Regions from separate parts of the Mus musculus genome. Here region 2 is linked to region 1. The links are chromatin loops, found by intact Hi-C in ENCODE. Cell type or tissue: left cerebral cortex. All regions are shown on one strand. Each heading gives the region's core, and the rest is flanking DNA. Links, peaks and the distances in the headings are about the cores only.

Region 1 (10,323 bases), core at 1,633-9,632:
CACTTGCAGGGACCAGTTCTCTCCTTCCACTGTATGGAACACAGAATGACGAGCCAGTGGCCTGAATGGCTTGAGAAACACTAAGGCAGCCTAGAGGGGTGTTAAAGGGAAAGTCGGAGGTCAGAGATATGGTGAGGCTGGTGACCTAGGGCCTGGGAAAACCTCAGCTTTTATATTGGTAGACAGGGAAACCTTTAAGTACAGGACTTCCAAGAACTGACTTCCTATTTATCTATTTAATCTTTTTTTTTTAAAGGCTGCTGGTGGTATGAAGACAGGCTCTTATGTTGCCCAAGCTAGATTTGAACTTGTTACATAGCTAGCAATGACCTGGAATTCTGGGTCTTCCTGTCTCCCCTGAGTTTGCAGGCTGATGCCACTATGCCTGGTTTTGTCTATTTTACTTTTAAATTAAATTTGTTGGGTGGTGGCAGCACATGTCTTAATCCCACCACTCGAGAGGCAGAGGCAAACAGGTCTCTGAATTCGAGGCCAGTCTGGTCTACAGAGTGAGTTCTAGAATAGCCAGGGCTATGAGAGAAACCCTAAAATCACTTCCCCTAAAAAATTAAATCAAATGTATTTGTATACGTATGTGTGCGTATTTGCATTAGCACATGCATGCAGATCCCCGAGGTCTCCAGAAGAATCCAGAAGAGGGTGTCAGCCCTGGATCTGTAGAGTTGTTAGCTGCCTGGTGTGGGTCAAACTCTGGGAGCAGCAAGTGTTCTTAACCACGGAGCCCTCTCTCCAGTCCTTTCATTGATTTTGTTTGTTTCTGCTCTTAAATCTACTTTTGTTTTATATGTTTATGTGCATGGACGAGGAGCAGGCAGCAGGTGTAGAGGCGAAAAGACCACTTCTCAGTGGGAGTTTCTTTTTCCATAGTGTGGGGTCCTGGGTTAAACTCAGGTTGTCAGGCTTGGCAGTAAGCACAATGCATTACCCACCGAGCCATCTTGTCAGCCCCCTAGTGTGTGTGTGTGTGTGTGTGTGTGTGTGTGTGTGTGTGTGTGTGTGTGTTGAGACAGTCTCATGTAGCTCAGGCTGGCTACATGAACTCCTAATCCTTCTGCCTGTCTTTTCTGCACTGTTTTTCCTAGGCTATGGTGTCAGGTGTGGGTTTTGTTGTGCTTTCCTTTTTTTTTTTTTTTTTTTAAAAAAGGGAAGTGTTAAAATGATCCAAGCAGGGCTGGAGAGATGGCTCAGTGGTTAAGAGCACTGACTGCTCTTCTGAAGGTCCTGAGTTCAAATCCCAACAGCCACATGGTAGCTTACAACCATCTGTAATGAGATCTGACACCCTTTTTTGGAGTGTCTGAAAACAGCTACAGTGTACTTACATATAACAATAAATAAATCTTAAAAAAAATGATCCAAAGAAATGATTGACTTGCTGTCAGAAGCACCCCCCACATATAAATGCATGCCCATGTATGTGTGTATGTTCATCCTCGTGTATATGTGTCTGTGTATGTGTTTCAGGAACAGCAAATGGAGAACAGTGCTCATTCAAATGTTTAGACACTCAAATGTTTAAAATTCTTTCTGTCTATTTATTTCTTGTGTGAGAGCTATGGAGTGGAGTAGGATGTGTGTGTGTCCCATGGAATGTGTATGGGGTCAGAGGTCAGCCTGCTGGAATCACTCTCTCATCTCACCACATGGGTCATGGGAATTGGATTTAGGTGGTCAGGCATGGTAGCAGATACCTTTATCTGAGCTGTCCAGCTTAGACTTTCAAACTTGAGAGGGGGGGGTTGGGCATCTCCCTAGAAATCAAGTGTATAGATGGATCTGAATGTGGAGCTCAGGATAGAAGTTGGTTCAGGATTTTATTTGAAGATTGGTAGAGTATCAGTGGCATTTAAATCCACAAACCCAGAGGCTGGAGAGACAGCGGCTCAGCAGCTTGAAGCATCTGCTGCTCTTGCAGAGGACCTGGGCTCTGTTCCTAGCACCTACGCTGGGCAGCTCAGAACTGCTCGGAATTCCAGCTCCATGATATATGGCACCCTCTTCTGGCTGCTTTAGTGGCCTTTTTTTTTTTTTTTTTTTCAATTTATTTATTTAATACATGTGAGTACACTATAGCTGTCTTCAGACACTCCAGAAGAGGGAGTCAGACCTCATTACAGATGGTTGTGAGCCACCATGTGGTTGCTGGGATTTGAACTCAGGACCTTTGGAAGAGCAGTCAGTGCTCTTAACGGCTGAGCCATCTCTCCAGCCCCTTTAGTGGCCTTTTTAAAAAAAAAGATTTATTTATTGTGTACAGTGTTCTGCCTGCACAACAGAAGAGGGCACCAGATCTCATTACAAATGGTTTTGAGCCACCATGTGGTTGCTGGGATTTGAACTCAGGACCTCTGGAAGAGCAGTCAGTGCTCTCAACCTCTTGAGCCATCTCTCCAGCCCCACTCAATGCTTTATGACTCTTGCTTTAATGACTCTATGAACTATGATAGTATTTTAATTCATATCTAGAAAACATTTGAGCATATTAAATATGAAATCTTTTTATTGAGACAAGACCAGACTGGCCTTGAATTCAGAGATCCTCCTGCCTCTGCCTTCCAAGTGCTGAGATTAAAGGTGTGTAGGTGTGTGCTACCACTGCCTGGGTTAAGGATAAAATCTTTGTTTGTATTTATTTTTATTTAAAGTACACTGTAGCTGTCTTCAGACACACCAAAAGAGGGCATCAGGTCTCATTACGGGTATTTGTGAGCCACCATGTGGTTTCTGGGAATTGAACTCAGGACCTCTGGAAGAGCAGTCAGTTCTGTTAACCGCTGAGCCATTTCTCCAGCCCCTCCCCCCTTTTAAGATTTATTTATTTTTTATTTAAAGTACACTGTAGAAGGATGAAATGTTTTTTTGTTTGTTTGTTTTTTTGTTTTTGTTTGTTTGTTTGTTTTTTTGAGACAGGGTTTCTCTTTATAGCTCTGGCTGTCCTGGAGCTCACTTTGTAGACCAGGCTGGCCTCGAACTCAGAAATCCGCCTGCCTCTGCCTCCCGAGTGCTGGGATTAAAGGCGTGCACCACCACGCCCGGCTCCTGAAGGATGAAATCTTAATACTTAGTGTCTGACTCTAGCTTTGGAAGAGAGTTGGGTGAAGTGACACTTTTACAAAGTCACCTCCTTCTGAGGTTGTTTATATTAAATTTATTAAGGTAAAATTAGATATTTGACTATATCAGTTTAGCCTAATGAATTTATGATTGTTTTTCAAAGTACTATTGTATGCTCAGTTCACACAGAATCCGTGGGTGCTCTGCTGGGCGCGCACTCTCGCCTCAGGGCTATTTTAATATTTTCTGTTCCTTTCTGTTTCCTCCCTCAGGTTGAAGTAGACCTGTTGCTCATTTCCTTTGTCTCTTAGTTCAGATCTCATCTTATCGATTACCCCCTACCCTGCCTAACCAGATGCTAGTAGCATGTCTCATCTAGCACTGTTCTGAGCTTTCTCTCAGCCTTCTCTTATGGATCAAATCGCATGAGTTCTAGGCCAGTCTGGTCTCCACAGCAAGTTCCAGGCCAGCTAGGGCTACATAGTGAAACCCTGTTTCAAATAAAGAAAGTGTCCACAGACCTGCAATCTCTCAACTGAAGTTTTCTCTTCTCAGGTGACTCTGGTCAGCTGGAGGGCAGCAGGTTTTTGTTTGTTTGCTTTGCTTTTCCACTTTGTTTTGTTTATTTGTTGTGCTGCAGACCTACACCAGACTCTTAAGCATTATAACCCATCCCCCCAGGCAATTTCCTGTGTAGCTAGGGATGGCTGACTGGGAACACACTGTAGTTGTAGCTGTGCCTGATCTTAAACCCCTGATCTTCCTGCTGCCACTTTTCAATTAAGCTAAGTAGTTAAGAACACTCAGTTAACAACTGTTTGCAACTCCAGTTCCAGGGAATCCAGTGCCCTATTCTGGCCTATATAGCTCAAGAGTCTGTTTTTAAAATTATCATATCGTTAGGGGCTAGAGAGCTGATTCAGTTGCTAAGAGCACTGGCGGCTCAGTTTTCCCTATGACCCAGGTTCAATTCCCAGGGCTCACTTGGTAACGCACAACCATCTGTAACTCTGGTCTCAGAGGACTCTAACGCCCTCTCCTGCCTTTGGTGGGCACTGCATGCACATGGTGTACACATATACACATAAATAAAAATACAGGAGGGGAGAAAAAGTGGCAGTTTTGAACTCCTAATTACCTGCCCTACCTCTCAGATGGGCGGTGCTACCCACCCATCTTATTAGATTTGTTAGCGTTTTTTTTTTTCTTTTTTGTTTTTGTTTGTTGTTTGTTTTCTTTTGAGACAGAGTCTTGTTGTGCAGTTCAGGCTAGCCTCAAACTCACATTCTCTGATTTTGAGGTGCTAGATTACAGGCTATCACCAATATATCTGTTTTATGTAGGAGGCTGGCGGGGGGGGGGTTGTTTGGTTGTGAGTTTTTTTTTGTTTGTTTGTTTTGTTTTACACAGGGTTTCTCTGTGTAGTCCTGGCTGTCCTGGAACTTACTCTGTAGAACAGGGTGGCCTCGAACTCAGAAAGGTGACTGACTCCCAAGTGCTGACTGTAAGGGCACGTGCTACTACCACCCAGTTCTGGTTTGTTTTTCTGTATAAAGTTTTATTCATTTGAGATACTCTCAGCTTGAATTTTGTTGGAGACAGTTTTTCTCAGGCTATTATTATTACTTTTTAAAACTCTGTTTAGTGTTCATGGTTTTGAATTCCCTTGTAATATTTTGTTATTTAAAGCTGGAGAATTCCAATATTTATCCACAGATAAAACGTTTACTCTAATTGATATTGCGTGTCTTTGTCTTTAAAACATTTACCATTTTAATCCCTGAAAGTTCATTTGATGTCTGACTTGGAACTTAACATTTTTTACACCTCGAAGTTTTCATTCACTTCCTAGAGCAGCGCTCCTGCCGAAGCTGCTTACCTTACTGAGGTATTTGGAAATGTTACTTCATATCGACCTGATCAAGTTTCTCCACGTTTGCTCTGTCTCATGCCCTTACTGCCGTATTTGGAAATGTTACTTCATATCGGCCTGATCAAGTTTCTCTACGTTTGCTGTCTCATGCTTTTCAGTTGAACTCAGCTTCTATTTTTAACTTCAATTGAGCGGGGTTAAAAGGAACGTCTCGCCCCCTGCTGGCGCCCGTGGTCCCGGGAAGACCGGACAAAAGCCACCACGTGGCTCACATCCTGGGCTCAGTTTTCTTAGGAACCCAGAGCCCCATGCTTGCTAGGCAAGGGCCCCAACCCTGATCAACGCTTTAGCAGGCGTCCTTTTGCTCAAGTCTAGAGCGTCACTGGTGCCAACTCTCCAACACAGGGAGGAATTGGCTTTGCTTAATTTTGCTGCAGAGTGGGCTGGCCCTGCTAAATCCAGGGTACCGGGCACTTAACACTGTGAGGTCGCTGTGCGGAGCTAGACTCTGGGCGCTCCCGTTTTTTCCTCACCACCCAGGTGTCCATTTTCTCTTTGCCGCGACGTGCCTGCATCCTTTTCTGCCTTGGAATTATAATCGAAACACTCGGTTCAGTCGTGAGAAACATGTTTCATATATGCAACGGGTGCTCCGATGTTTCTACGACTAGCCTTAGGAGCCTAGAGTACGGTTTGGTGGTCAAAGTCATGATGAGAAGCAGAGGGTCTGAGGGGTCGGAGGGAAGGCACGATGAACAATATTAGAGAGCATTACTGGAGTTACCGAGGCTAGGCAGTCCGCTGGGTTATGCACTACACCCAAGAAGTCTGCGCCGCCCCGTGGTGCCAGTGCGCAGCCGCAGTCCCGTAGCGGGACCGAGCGTTCCCAGCAGAGGGCACTCACAGACAGGACATTCCGCAAGCTCTTCCTGGGTGACCCAGGGACTGCACCTGTGGCCTGGGTTTCCCTTGATCATGCCCTGACAACCCGCGTCTGGGAAATTCAGTCAGAATCAATCCAAGACCACAATTTAGAGACAGGTAAGCTTGACGGTGGTTGCAGCGTTTGGTGAAACAAAACGTCAAGACCAGCCTCTGCTACATAGAGAATCTGAGGCTATCCTGAGTTACAGTGAATCCTGTTTCAGAACAAATCCCTCAAAGTCCCATTGTCTCTCTGGCCTTGAAGCTCTTGAGCCCCGGATCTAGGATACTGCTTGTTGGACTAAAGGACTCACTAATCACCTTTCCCAACCCTGCCCAGGTATACCACCTCTAGTAAACAGACTTAACTAGTCTTTGAAGGCAGTAGTTCTTTTCAATGAATTCCTATTTATTTATTTTCTTATTTATCACCGTCTGTAAACAGGCTTTGAAGGCAGCATGTGTTATAAGATGTGTTTATTCAAGCCTACCAGGGGTCCTTAACCTGGGGGTTGACTCAAGTAGAACATTTTAGGATCCAGGGTTATTCATGAAACTGGGTGAGCTGTTTCAACTTTTAGGCAGACGTGCAGTGTTTTTGGAAGGAAGTCCAGTAGTTTTTCTGATTACCAAAGAGTTCTTAAGTTTAGTTTGTGGGTCCAGGGCTCGGAACAAATGGCTCAGTGATTAAAGCACTTACTGTTCTTCCGGAGGACCCAGGTTCAATTCCCAGCACTCGCTTCACAACTGCCTGTAAGTCCAACTCCATAGGATTCAATGCTCTCTTCTAGCCTTAGTGTAGACACACATACGTTAAAAATAAAAATAAGTCTTAAAAAACAGAAATGCAGGCTGCACATAGCCCTTCCTTCAATCACAGCTATGGAGGCAGAGGCCAGCAGATGGGTCCCTGTGAGTTCCAGGCCAGCCAGGGCTACATAATAAGACTCTCAAGGAAAAAAAAAAAAATCTCAAATCAATGTTGGGCTAGGAATGTATGACCATAACACATAACCCAGGTGTAGTGGCTCATGTCTATAGTGGAGAGATAGATACAGGAGGATCCAAAATTCAAGGTCTTCTTTGGTTATACAGTTACTTTGAGACCTTGCTTCTTACATATAAATAGTAAATGAAAGGAAATAAAATCAATGTTATAAATTCAGGACTCTGCAGAAAAGGACCCCCTGCCCTGAGACCTGGAGTGTTGCCTGGCCTCTACAGGAGGAGTCATGCAAAGTCACTAGGCCTGGGTTTCTCTCTCTCTTTACAGAAGGCCCCCATCTCCACCCAGAAAACTCCAGAGGCACGGTTGTTTCCTTTTAAAGCCATGTTAGGCCCAAGTAGATGCACTTCTGCATTTTTAGCATTTAAATAGAAATGGCTCTCTGGTGGGTTTTCCCCTGCGTTAGTCATGCAAATGCTCTATGCCTCACTTACCACTCAGTTTCGGTGCCGGGATGGTTCTTTTGCACGCGTCCTGCTAAGACCCTTCCTCACCTCCTTGTATGGGAGTCCCTGGGGAAACTTGAGTGCTGACTTCACCGTGCTGGGATTTTCCTCAGAGTACCTGGGGGATTAAAAATGTGCCGTTTTTATGGCACAGAAAAAGAGAGAACACAGGTTGTTCTAGTCATGAAGGAAAGGTACTGAATCCCGTTTATAAGTTTACCACGAGAACTTTGTTTCGTTTTTTACTTTAAATTTTGTTTATTTTATTATTTTATTTATTTATTTATTTATTTATTTATTTTGGTTTTTTGAGACAGGGTTTCTCTATAAGCCCTGGCTGTCCTGGAACTCACTTTGTAGCCCAGGCTGGCCTTGAACTCAGAAATCCGCCTGCCTCTGCCTCCCGAGTGCTGGGATTAAAGGCGTGCGCCACCATGCCCGGCTCTTTTTATTTAATTAAATTAATTAATTAATTAATTAATTAATTAATTAATTAATTTAGGGTGTTTTGAGACAGGGTTTCTCTGTGTAGCCCTGGCTGTCCTGGAACTAACTCTGTAGACCAGGCTGGCCTTGAACTCAGAAATCCACCTGCCTCTGCTTCCCAAGTGCTGGAACTAAAGGCGTGCGCCACCACTGCCGGGCTGATTTTATTTTATATGTACGAGTGTTTTGCCTGCATGTATGTAAGTGCTGTGTATGTATGTGGTGGCTATGGACATGGTGGGTGTGTACGTGGTGGCTCTGGAGGCCAGAAGAGAGTGCTGGTTTCTCTGGAATTGGAGTTACAGATGAGTATGAGCAGCTGTGTAGTTGCTGGGAATGGAACCTGTGTCCTCTGCAAGATCAGCAAATGCTCTGAGTAGCTGAGCCGTGTCTCCAGCTCCAACAGCGTTGTTTTAACATAGGTTTTCCTATGAAGGCTTACTTTGCATTGCTAAATTATAGGGGGACATAACTCTGCGTAAAGAACAAATATGTTTTACAGTCTCTTATCTCTTTTTTTTCCCAAGACAGGGCTTCTATGTGTATCCCTGGCTGCCCTGGAACTCACTCTGTAGACCAGACTGGCCTTGAACTCAAAGAACTGCCTGCCTCTGCGTCCAGAGTTCGAGAATTACAGATGTGTGCCACTACTACCCAATCCAGTTTCTACCTCTTTATAAGATGCTGCAAGCGGGGGCTGGTGAGATGGCTCAGTGGGTAAGAGCACCCGACTGCTCTTCCGAAGGTCCGAAGTTCAAATTCCAGCAACCACATGGTGGCTTACAACCATCCGTAACGAGATCTGACGCCCTCTTCCGGAGTGTCTGAAGACAGCTACAGTGTACTTACATATAATAAATTAAAAAAAAAAAAAAGATGCTGCAAGCATTTGTGTGTGTGTGTATGCACGGGATTGTAAGAGCATTGAAGTTAAGGTCCCTCTACATTATATTTATTCATTCATTTAAACACAAATTCTCCTACTGAATCTGGAGCTTGCAGTTTTGGCTATCCTGGCTGGCCAGGGAGTCCCCGGGACCCACCCCTCTCTGTGCTCCTGTAGCCCTGGGGTTACATGCCTGTTCCCATACCCAGCTTTTTCCAAGGGTCCCTGGGGATCTGAACTCAGAACTTCATGCTTGCACAGAAAGCACTTACCCACTGAGCCATCATCACAGTCCCCATTTTTTTTTTTTTTTTTTTTTGGTTTTTTGAGACAGGGTTTCTCTATATAGCCCTGGCTGTCCTGGAACTCACTCTGTAGACCAGGCTGGTCTCGAACTCAGAAATCCACCTGCCTCTGCCTCCCGAGTGCTGGGATTAAAGGCGTGAGCCACCACACCCGGCCACTGTCCCCATTTTTTCTGTCTTTATCGTAAGCGGCTTGGTTTTCGTTTGTTTACTTGTTTTTGAAACAAAATCTCACTGTATACCCTAGCTGGAAGTCTCTGTGTAGACAGGCTGGCTACAGAAATCCACCTGCCTCTGCATCCTTAGTGCTGGAACTGAAGGCTTGTGGCACCATCTCTAGCTACTTATTGGTTTTAAGACTGGGTCTCATCCCTAGATGACCTCAAACCCTGAAGAGACAAGTGACCTTGAGTGTCTTTTGATCCTCCTGCCTCCACTCCCTCAGTGCTGGGACTGCAGGAGTAGCCACTGCATTCAGCTTGCGTGGTGCTGGTACTTGAACCTAGACCTTCAAGCTACTCTTCCAACCCAGCTCCATCCGGCCTCAGATTTAGTGTTTTAAATAGCTGTATACTGTTCCACCATGCAACATGCTTCATCATTTCCCTTCCCTGTACATTTTTGCCTGGCTTTCAGGTTGAGGTGTGTGTGTGTGTTGATAAAGAGCATTTGCACAGCAACCTCTTCTTTTCTTAGGCCATTTCCTGGTGGCATGATGAACTCTCTACAGAAGCTGCATTTGTTGCACTCATCCATTTAGCAGCTATTTAGTGAACATCAACTACATGTCAGAAATTGCTTCAAGGATATAGAAACAGCGCCGGGCATGGTGGCACACGCCTTTAACCCCTGCATTTGGGAGGCAGAGGCAGGCGGATCTCTGAGTTTGAGGCTAGCCTGGTCTACAAAGTGAGTTCCAGGACAGCCAGGGCTACACAGAGAAACCCTGTCTCGAAAAACAGCAACAGCAACAACAACAACAAAAAAGAATATAGAAACAGATAAGACAAAGTCTTAGTTACTGTGGAGACTGCAGGACAATGGAGAGTGAATGGCCAAATGTACTTTGTGTGTGAAGTGGTTGAGAAGGCCATTTTGATAAAGTGACACTGGAATAAAGACAGGAAGTGTAAGAGAAACACTTAAATAAATTCCAGAAAGTGCCTTCTAGACAAGGAGATATACATGCAAAGGCCCTGTGGTAGGAATGTCCTTGAACAGAAGGAGGCGATCAGAGTAACAGGAGTCGAGTGGGCCAGAACAGGAGGGAAGAAGGGATATGATCAGAGAGAGATGAGGCCTTTTACTTGGATATGAAGAAG
Region 2 (10,323 bases), core at 967-8,966, 260 kb after region 1:
GGAGGCTACATGTATATGCGAGTATAAGTGCCCACAGAATACAGAAGAGCATAATTCTCAATACTCAAAGAGAACAGGATGGCAAAGAACAAGGAACCCAAATTGTTTCTTCTAATTTGGGCTCTCATTATTTTATAGGAATGTCATCTCTGTAAGAACATATACTTATTCTGAAGCCTATAGAAAACTGTTTCTTTCAATTCATTCAGTTATTATTGGATTGCTCGTTATTAATTCCTCTCTGCTTCAATAACATCTAAAAACTGAAAAGGGAGTGACATATATAGAGAGAATTTTGGTTTCTTAAAAAACCCAGTTATGTTATGTGAATAGGTTTTTGTTTTAGTCCCAGATGTGGGATAAGAGGCCACCTAACAGCAGGTGTCATGATTTGCTTCATGCACAGCCAGGCCCTGAGAGCCTGTGGAGGCTGCTGCCCCCGTGCTGCTCCTGGTCGTTGTTATTGTGGTTTGATGAGAAGAAATTGAGGTATTCTGATGACGAAGATTGGACTTGCCTCAAGGGACTCAACATCCTAATCAGTAGGAAGTAGTCCAAAGAGATGTATGTTCCCTTTCCCTCTAACCTTCTTTCTCTCCTACCTAGTGTTGAAGGTTTGATTAGGGTGTAATAAAACATTAAAACCCAATAAAATAGCCAAAAACTACATTAACAGACATAAGTATAAAATTTGGTAATATACGACTATGGGCCTTTAATATATTGCTCATATTATAAAATCAGTAAAGTAACAAAGTATTTGTCACTAGAAAACAAGGAAAGAACAAAGAAGTGAGGATTTACATCAGCTAAGGAGCAAGTGACTCCATGGATTTCAGCTCTTTTTTAGCCATAGCAGCCTCAAGACATTGATAGTTCAGTAATTAATATATCTTTTGGGGAAAAAAGGTATTTGCAAAATGGGAATAATCTAAAATCACTCAAGATTACCTGTAGAGTACAGTTCATCATCCTTATTATGTAGTCAAACTGTTGATGGTCCAGTATTGCCCGGTTCTGCTGAACGTGCAAGCCCAGTTCATCAGTGAGACACTGTCTTGCTGCTTTTCCTTTAAGGGCCCTCAAGGCAGCAGGAAGGGTCTGAGAACAAGAGAATTCCATGTGACCAAAAGAACCTTCAAGCAACCACACTGAAAATTCAAATATGTCCTGTCAAGTATTTAACAAAGTCACCAGAATTGAATTCTTAGGGGATGGGTGACTCACTATTAAGACCAATTGTAAAACAGAATTGTAATTATATGTTCATTTATAAGACAGTAAGAAAAACAAGTACAAGTAGCTTGTAATGCAGACTGAGAAAACATTAAATTCACCCCTCCTTCCCCGGAGTTGACAGAACTTCAGTGACCAAATAGACTGCTGCTTAGATCGTGACACAAAGCTATAGACATTTAGACATCTTTGGATGTTATCTTTAATGAGAAAATTGCTTTCATTGTAAGAACATTCAGAAATGGCTTCCTAATTTACTATATAAACCTGCTCATTTGCATTTTGTAACAGAGCTTATTTAATTAAAAAATCCTAAAAGTATAGAACAAAGGTACAAATAAGCAATTAAGGAAAATTGTCAGAGCAATGGGGCACAACAACAATAGAAGCAGGTATAAAATCAGCATGCAAAGCCTGGTATGGCGGCATACACCTGTATTCCAAGGAGCTGAGGCAGGAGGATCAGTAACACAACATCAATGTAGAATACTACAGAGTGAGACCTTGTCTCCAAAACTCCGAACCAAAACAAATCAAAATCAGAAGAAAACAGCATGCAGAAGCTGAAGGCAAAAACCAAACCAACAAATAAACAACAAAAGGCTCAACATGAAAAAGTGAGGGATGATGGGTTAGTTGTATAGTAAGTAGCAAGCAACTGTACATATTTACCAACCCCTTGCAGCAGATGTTGACAACTGTGACCATGAGTCACCAAGAAAAGGCTATGTCATGTTCAGCATGATCCATTGCAGAAGGCAAGAAAACCCAAAGGCACGTTTAAATTTTATTATCAGTTTCTAGTATTCATTATACAATTTAACTAGATTCCTTGCAAAAGATGAAATTATATATAAAATAGAGTATGTGAAAAAAGTTTTAAAGAACCAAGCTTTGGTTTTAAATTGGAGAGAAAGTGGCTGGAGAGACAGCTCAGCTGGTAAGACTGTGTACTGCTTACACAGAGATACAAGTTCAATTCCCAGCACCCACATCAAGTGACTCTTTACAGTATAACTCCCACTTTTTGGGAGCTCTGGTGGCATGGCATCTGCTGACACCAGCACACACACCCCACACATAACACACACATACACACACACACACACACACACACACACACACACACACACAGAGAGAGAGATATAAAAAAGATAATATGAAATCTCTGTAACAAAAATTCGTAGATAAATGACTACAAAACTTTTCTTGTAGGCATATATTTAAACTATAGTCTAAATTATAGACACTGTTCATTTAAGTCATTAAAGTGACTTAGAGACAAAAGAGAATTAGAGAAGATACCACTTGATAACTTCAAAATGTAAGCCTAAAAGGAAAATAATAAATAGGAAAATGTTTTATTACCTTCTCAGTTTCCAAAGTTTTATTTTCAAATATGAATGAGATGCAGTTTCTAACAACTTCCAGTCTCTGTGCACTGTTAAAAACTGTTATCACTTTTTCCATTATTGAAACTAGTGGAGGAATATAAAGAGAACACAAATAAATTAGAACTACATAAATTATGCACTGACTAGGCTAATCTTTCAAATCCTTGGGGAAAAAAACTTAAAATAAATGTAACAAGTGAAAAAATAGTATAATTGGTCATGCTAATAGTCTTAAAGTAATTTATTTTTTCCTTTGGAGTATATACAATTTAGCTCACATTTTCTAACAATGAAGAGGTAAGTTACTAGTATAACACTTGCAAATATGTACATATCTAAGAAATCAACTTCAAGATACACCCAGAATACTAAACTAGAGCTAAAACAGGAAACAGCTCCACTCTCATGAGACTTTAACACATCCACCTCAATTGCTAGGGAAGAAGAGACAAGCATCACTAAAGACAGACAGTCCATGAACCTCCAGAGAGCATGCACAGGACTGACCCAGGCCCTCTGCACATATGGAACAGTTGTAAGCTTGGTCTTCATGTAGGATTCATAACAGCAGGTGCAGGTGGCTGTCTCTGACTACATTGCCTGCCTTTGTGACTCTTTCCCCTAACTAGGCTGCCTTGTCTAGCCTCAAAGATCTAGTCTTATTGTAACTTGATATGCCAAGGCTGGCTGATATTTTGAAGAGAAGGAGAGGAGTGAATAGGGATGGGGGAGTAGGGACTAGGAGGAAAGAAGGGCGGAGAAACTGGTCGGGAACAAAGAATTCTCACCCGAGGAATACCCAATGGCTGAGAAGCACCTGAAAAAATGTTCAGCATCCTTAATCATCAGGGAAATGCAAATCAAAACAACCTTGAGATTCCACCTCACACCAGTCAGAATGGCTAAGATAAAAATTTCAGGTGACAGCAGATGCTGGCGAGGATGTGGGGAAAGAGGAACACTCCTCCATTGTTGGTGGGATTACAAGCTTGTACAACCACTCTGGAAATCAGTCTGGCGGTTCCTCAGAAAATTGGACATAGTACTACTGGAGGATCCCACAATACCTCTCCTGGGCATATATCCAGAACTCGCACAATATGTACTCACTGATAAGTGGATATTAGCCCAGAAACTTAGAATACCCAAGATATAAGATACAATTTGTGAAACACATGAAACTCAAGAAGAACGAAGACCAAAGTGTGGACACTTTGCCCCTTCTTAGAATTGGGAACAAAACACCCATGGAAGGAGTTACAGAGACAAAATTTGGAGCTGAGACGAAAGGATGGACCATCTAGAGACTGCCATATCCAGGGATCCATCCCATAATCAGTCTCCAAACGCTGACACCATTGCATAAACTAGCAAGATTTTGCTGAAAGGACCCTGATATAGCTCTCTCTTGTGAGACTATGCCAGGGCCTAGCAAACACAGAAGTGGATGCTCACAGAAAGCTATTGGATGGAACACAGGGCCCCCAACGGAGGAGCTAGAGAAAGTACCCAAGAAGCTAAAGGGATCTGCAACCCTATAGGTCGAACAACAATATGAACTAACCAGTACCTCCCAGAGCTCATGTCTCTAGCTGCATATGTATCAGAAGATGGCCTAGTCGACTATCAGTGGAAAGAGAGGACCATTGGTCTTGCAAACTTTATATGCCTTCAGTACAGGGGAACGCCAGGGTCAAGAAGAGGGAATGGGGAGGGATGGGGGACTTTTGGGATAGTATTGGAAATGTAAATGAAGAAAATACCTAATTTTTAAAAAAAAGGAAAAAAAAAAAGAATAAGAAAGATAGTCCTTAGGCCTGCCTCTTTTTTATTAGATATTTTCTTTATTTACATTTCTTTTTTTATTAGATATTTTCTTTATATACATTTCAAATGCTATCCCCAAAGTTCCCTATACCCTCCCTCCGCCTTGCTCCCCTACTCACCCACTCCCCCTTCTTGGCCCTGGTATTCCCCATGTACTGGGGCATATAAAGTTTGCAATACCAAGGGGCCTCTTTTCCCTGAGATCTCCGACTAGGCCATCTTCTGCTACAAATGCAGCTAGAGATATGCACTCACTGATAAGTGGATATTAACCCAGAATCACAGAACATCCAAGATACAATTTGCAAAACACAAGAAAATCAAGAAGAGGGAAGACCAATGGGTGGCTACTTCATTCCTCCTTAGAATAGGGAACAAAATACCCATGAAAGGAGTTACAGAGACAAAGTTTGGAGCTAAGATTAAAGGATGTACTATCCAGAGAATACCCCACCCAGGGATACATCCCATAATCAGACACCAAACCCAGACACTATTGCACAATGCCAGAAAGATTTTGCTGAAGGGATCCTGTTATAGCTGTCTTGTATGAGGCTATACCAGTGCCTGGCAAATGCAGAAGTGGATGCTCACAGTCATCTATAATATGGAACACAGGGCTCCCAATGGAGGAGCTAGAGAAAGTACCCAAAGAGTTGAAGGGGTCTGCAACCCTATAGGTGGAACAACAATATGAACTAACCTCCAGACCTGCCTCTTTTTCTTGGTCTCACTGAACATGAGCTGGAAGAGGTTAAGTCTCAAAATGGAGGGCCATGATCCAAAGGACTCAGAACAGTTGAGGAAGCCTTTTATTGGTGATCTGAGCTTTGAAACTACGGATGATAGCTTAAGAGAACATTTTGAGGAATGAGGCACACTCACTAAAGTTTGCAGTAATGAGTGTCCCCAAACAAAACATTCTAAGGGCTTTGGTTTTATGACCTACTTTTGTGCTGAAGAGGTGGATGGTGCAATGTGTGCTCAGCCACACATAAGGTTGATGGGGATGTGGGAGAACCAGAGAGCTGTTTCTAGAGAGGATTCTGTAAAGCTGAGTATCCATTTAACAGTGAAGAAAAAAATGCTGGTTAATAGATACAGAACAAAATTTCAAAGAAGAATCTTTCTTCTTTGAAACGTGTGGCAAGATTGAAACTATAGAGGTTATGGAAGACAGGCAGAGTAGGAAAAAGAGGATTTGCTTTTTTAACTTTTGATGACTATGATATGATAGATAAAATTGTTGTTCAGAAACATCACACTATTTAAGGGCAGAACTATGAAGTGAAAAAGGCCCTTTCTTCTTTTCTTTTCTTTTTTTTTTTAAATTAGGTATTTATTTCATTTACATTTCCAATGCTATCCCAAAAGTTCCCACACCCTCCCACACCCACTCCCCACCCCCCACCTCTTGGCCCTGGCGTTCCTCTGTACTGAGGAATATAAGGTCTGCATGACCAATGGGCCTCTCTTTCCACTGATGGCCGACTAGGCCATCTTCTGATACATATGCAGATAGAGACATGAGCTCTTGGGGTGGGTACTGGTTAGTTCATATTGTTGTTCCACCTAGAGGGTTGCAGATCCCCCCAGCTCCCTGGGTACTTCCTCCAGCTCCTCCATTGGGGGCCCTGTGATCCATCCAATAGCTGACTGTGAGCATCCACTTCTGTGTTTGCTAGGCCCCGCATAGTCTCACAAGAGACAGCTATATCAGGGTCCTTTCAGCAAAATCTTGCTAGTTTATGCAATGGTGTCAACATTTGGAGGCTGATAAAAAGGCCCTTTCTAAACAAGAGATGCAGTTGGCTGAGTCACAGAGACATTATAGAGGTAGATCTGACAACTTCGTGGGTTGTGGAGGAAACTCTGGTGGAATAGGCGGCTATGGTGGTGGAGGTGGTGGCAGCAGAGGTAGTTATGGAGGTTGTGATGGTAGATATAATAGATTTGGAGGTGATGGTGGCAACTACGGTGGTGTTCCTCGTTACAGTAGTAGAGGAGGTTATGGAGGTGGTAGACCGGGTCATGAAAACCAAGTTGGTGGATTTGGTGGCGGTAGAGGAGTATATGATGGTTACAATAAAGGAGATGCTGGTGGGAACTATAATGACTTTGGAAATTACAGTGGGTAAAGCAATCAAATTATGGACCCATTAAGAGGGGCAGTTTTGATGGAAGTCTTGAGGCAGTATCAATGGTAGTGGCTATGGATCTGGTGGTAGAAGTGGTGGATATGGTAGCAGAAGGTTTTAAAACACAGCATAAAAGACTGTCATGGCCACAGTTTGAAAAAAGTGCAGCTATTGATTGATGCAATATAGTGTCAATTAGATGCACATTCCTGAGGACTTTTGTCTATTGTAGCCTTTTCTTTTCATTACAATCAAGCATATTGCCCAGTAAACTGTGATAGTGGCACTGGGAGTAAAAAATAAAGAAAATTTTAATTTAAAGAAAGGAAGAAAGACAGTCCGAAAAAAGAGGAGACTGAATTTACAAATCAGATATCTGGTAAGGGAATCACCTAAAAACTATTGAAAATTCTAGTAATTCAATAATAAATAGCTCAAATTAAAAGTGGACAAAGACACTTTATTTATTTGAAGAAAGAACTCATGATGTAGCCCTAGATGCCCTAAAACTTTCTATGTAGACCAGGCTGGCCTCAAACTCAGAAAATTACCAGTCTCCGTTCCCTGGCTGCTGAGGCTAAGGGTGTATGCCACAGTAGCCAGCATTATAGACATTAACAGAAGATGCAGACAAGGCAACAAAGAGCTGCTTAGTACTCTGGTGCTGGGAGGTGTCACACCCTCGTGTGACATTGCTAGTAGAGTGTAATGTAGGGCACCTTCTATGGAAAAGAGCGCCAGCTCCTTAAAACAGAGTATTCTTAGGAATGTACTCAAGAGAAGTAAAAGTATATTTACACAAAAGTTGCATATCAATGTTCATAGCAACATTATTAATAAAACTCCTGAAGCAAAACCAACTCAAATGTCCATCTCCTCATGAATATTTTTAAAAAGGTCAAATATACATGCATTTCCCTTATTGTTGAATATTATTCGTTCACAAAAACCAATGGCATAGTTACATATGCTACCATAAAAACTTTGAAAACATTATTCTAGATTAACAGGCCTGTCATGGAGGCACACATGGTACATAACTGCATTTATACAAATGTCCACAATAGGCAAACCCATAAAACCAGGAAGGAGATTACTCTCCAACCTAGAGAGAAGGTAGTTCTAGAAGGAAGAAGGAAATCATTGAGGACGGGTACAAAAGAACAATGGCTTAAGAAAATGTTCTTCAACTAAACCGTGATGATAGAGTAAACTGTAAGTTACTGCAAAGTTGCTGCACTGTATATTCGTAGGAATTTCAGTATGTGAAGTACAAAAAAACTACTTTAAGCTCAATAAATTGTTTTAAGAAAGAAACAGATTTGACAGTTTATCATGTTTTATGGAGGAAGGGTGGATGGAGTAGTTTCTGTTGATAATACTCTGATTCTAGTTTATGAGCTTGATCATTTTATAAAATTATATGCTTTGCATTGATATGTCTTGTATTTCATTAGGACACACAGTTTGTTTTTAGATAGAATCTTATTTTGAAAGAGATATTCTAGGTGGGTGTTGTATTCCCTAGGTAGCTCAGTCTGGCCTAAAGCTTGCGTCAATCTTCCTGCCTTAGCCTCCCAAGTTTTGGGATTATAGGAATATGTCGCTTCCTGTCTCATAAAAGATTCATTTTTAAAACGAGCAATGTGTGTGTGTGCGTGTGTGTACACACACACGCACACACACACATATACACACACAAGTACACACACACATGCACACATGGATGCATGCACACATGCACGTACATACCAACGGGTGGACCTGCTGGCACTACACATTTCTTTTCTATTCGTGTAGCAGGAGGTGCATTCTGGTTCTTAGCAAGATTTTCCTGTATTAGTTCTTGAACCCGGGCTTCATTAATCTTTGGAAAAGGAAGAATATGAACTCTCAAGTGGGATCCTTCTGTTGGACGTGGAACTTTCTGGAATGCCATATGAGGGTTTGGATTCTCCTGTAACATCACACAGAAGAAAAATTATCCAAGTTAACATATTTAACATAACTTTGTTAAAATAGGAAGAATACAAGAGCACAGAGGGACACACTAAAATCAAACAGGTGTGTACATTCATATACATGCCAAAGTATACAGAATACCAGGTTCTTTCTCCAAGCTCTTCCAGCAGTATCTCAGACAGTTGGTTGTCTTCTTCTGTGAACAGATAGGTACCTTGCTTTGGTTTTAGATCTGGTTGCATCTTCTCACCTTTTAATTATGCAAATACCCCAATGCTTGATCCTTGGGCCTCTATTCTACTGACACATGACTCCTTTAGAGATTACTTCCAGTTTGTTAGCTCTTTATCATAAAGACATCAATGATTCAATGCTCTCAATCTGAATGTTCTCTTCAATTCTGTAGTCCTCTATTTAACTATGTACAACAAAGTATTTCCACTAAGATTTAAAATAACAATGTCATCTATTTAGAAATCTATTTTCTCAGTCTAGATCACTGAATACGTATTTTGGTCATCTCTAATCCCTCTTTCTAACATACAATTATCCATTTTTCTATCAACCTTGTGGATTTCACTGTCAGAGTAGATTTATAATCTGCCTACATCTCCTTTTAGTTCAAGCTAACAGCTTTCAGACTATTCAGTACAACTGGTCTCCCTGACTCTGCCCTTTTCCATCTCTCAACAGTAAAGTCAGTGATCTCATTAAAATATGACAAATCACCACACAACCTTGTTCATTCAAGTAGCCCCTTCACCAGAGTAAAACCCAAAGTTATTAATGAGACTGCAAGATGTAGCATTTCTATTCAACTATAATTTACATCCATTCGATTTGAAGCTCACAGGCTCTCCTGTTGCTGCCTTAAGACCTTGACACACAGCTGTTCCCTTGGTCTGAAATGTTTCTCTGCTTCCTCTGGAGTTGCAGTTCTTATATACATCTTTTATGGACACTTTACCAAAATTATACTGTCTCCCTCGATACATCTTTATTTTCTTTATATTTTTTCTCTTTAATATGTGAAACCTTTCTACAAACTATGATTTATCTATTGTCCAGCCTCGTCTCTCTAAAATGAAGCACCACAAAAGCGGATGTTTTGCTTGGTTTAAAAGGTATTTTTAAATTAAAAAACTTAAACATTTTATTTTTCTTCATAACTATGCATGTGTGTGTCTGTGTGCATACACACACTTGTATAGAGCTGCTGGAGGAGGCCAGAGGAGGGTACTGACTATTCTGGAACTGCAGTTCTAGGTGTTAATGAGTTGTCTGATGTGGATACTGAAAATTAAACCTCTGGGCCATCTCTCCAGCCCCATTTTAAAAAGTTAGTGTTTTATTTTGTGTTTTTGCTGTTTTTGTTTTATTTGTCTTATACCTATTGCAGGAAAAAGATAGGCATGCAGAAGGCACTAAACTACTTTCCACTGCATCTATCAAGTATGATATGTTTGACATACATCAAACTAATAATTTAGTTAATTGAAAGTTTCTGGGGTAGGAGATTGAACGCAGGGCTTTCTATATGCTTCCGCTGAGCTATACCCTAACCCCATCAGCTAATATTTTTAAATACTCTTAGGGCCTGTGTGAAACTTTATCTAGCATCAGTTTAAGGAGGATTCTATTTCAAATCCTGAGCAGAGTGGAATTCATGTATTCTATAAAGTTCTCTAGGGAAGGCTGCTTTACAACTGTTCTTAGACCACTTCTAGCATTTATTATCCTTCTGCCACCAGAAAATTCCTTATTTC

Evidence for each region. A loop is a pair of places that touch in the nucleus more often than their neighbours do. Peaks named below come from ENCODE experiments on the same cell type or tissue, not always from the same donor. Only the 100,000 strongest peaks of a DNase experiment are listed, where the experiment ranks them.
Region 2: a loop joins it to region 1, with 2.2 times the contacts of the local background. A loop is called at or near these places in 12 of 42 quality-filtered maps.

What each region holds. Positions count from the first base shown.
Region 1 is chr7:110,159,143-110,169,465 of GRCm38, forward strand. No RefSeq gene overlaps it. Among named protein-coding and RNA genes, the nearest start is that of Wee1, 42 kb to the left of the region's middle. RefSeq lists an enhancer at 3,667-7,179. In left cerebral cortex, for the core only: CTCF peaks have their summits at 4,119 (motif pointing left), 5,173 (motif pointing left) and 5,821 (motif pointing right); DNase peaks (open chromatin) are centred at 5,190 and 5,802; H3K4me3 peaks cover 1,288 bases; H3K27ac peaks cover 623 bases.
Region 2 is chr7:110,419,841-110,430,163 of GRCm38, forward strand. Sbf2 (SET binding factor 2) reads right to left here. Exons shown (of 41, transcript NM_177324.2): 14 at 8,348-8,552; 15 at 2,605-2,714; 16 at 952-1,101. It also overlaps the pseudogene Gm9064. Among named protein-coding and RNA genes, the nearest start is that of Gm32861, 140 kb to the left of the region's middle. In left cerebral cortex, for the core only: no CTCF peak of the experiment used is centred there; no DNase peak of the experiment used is centred there.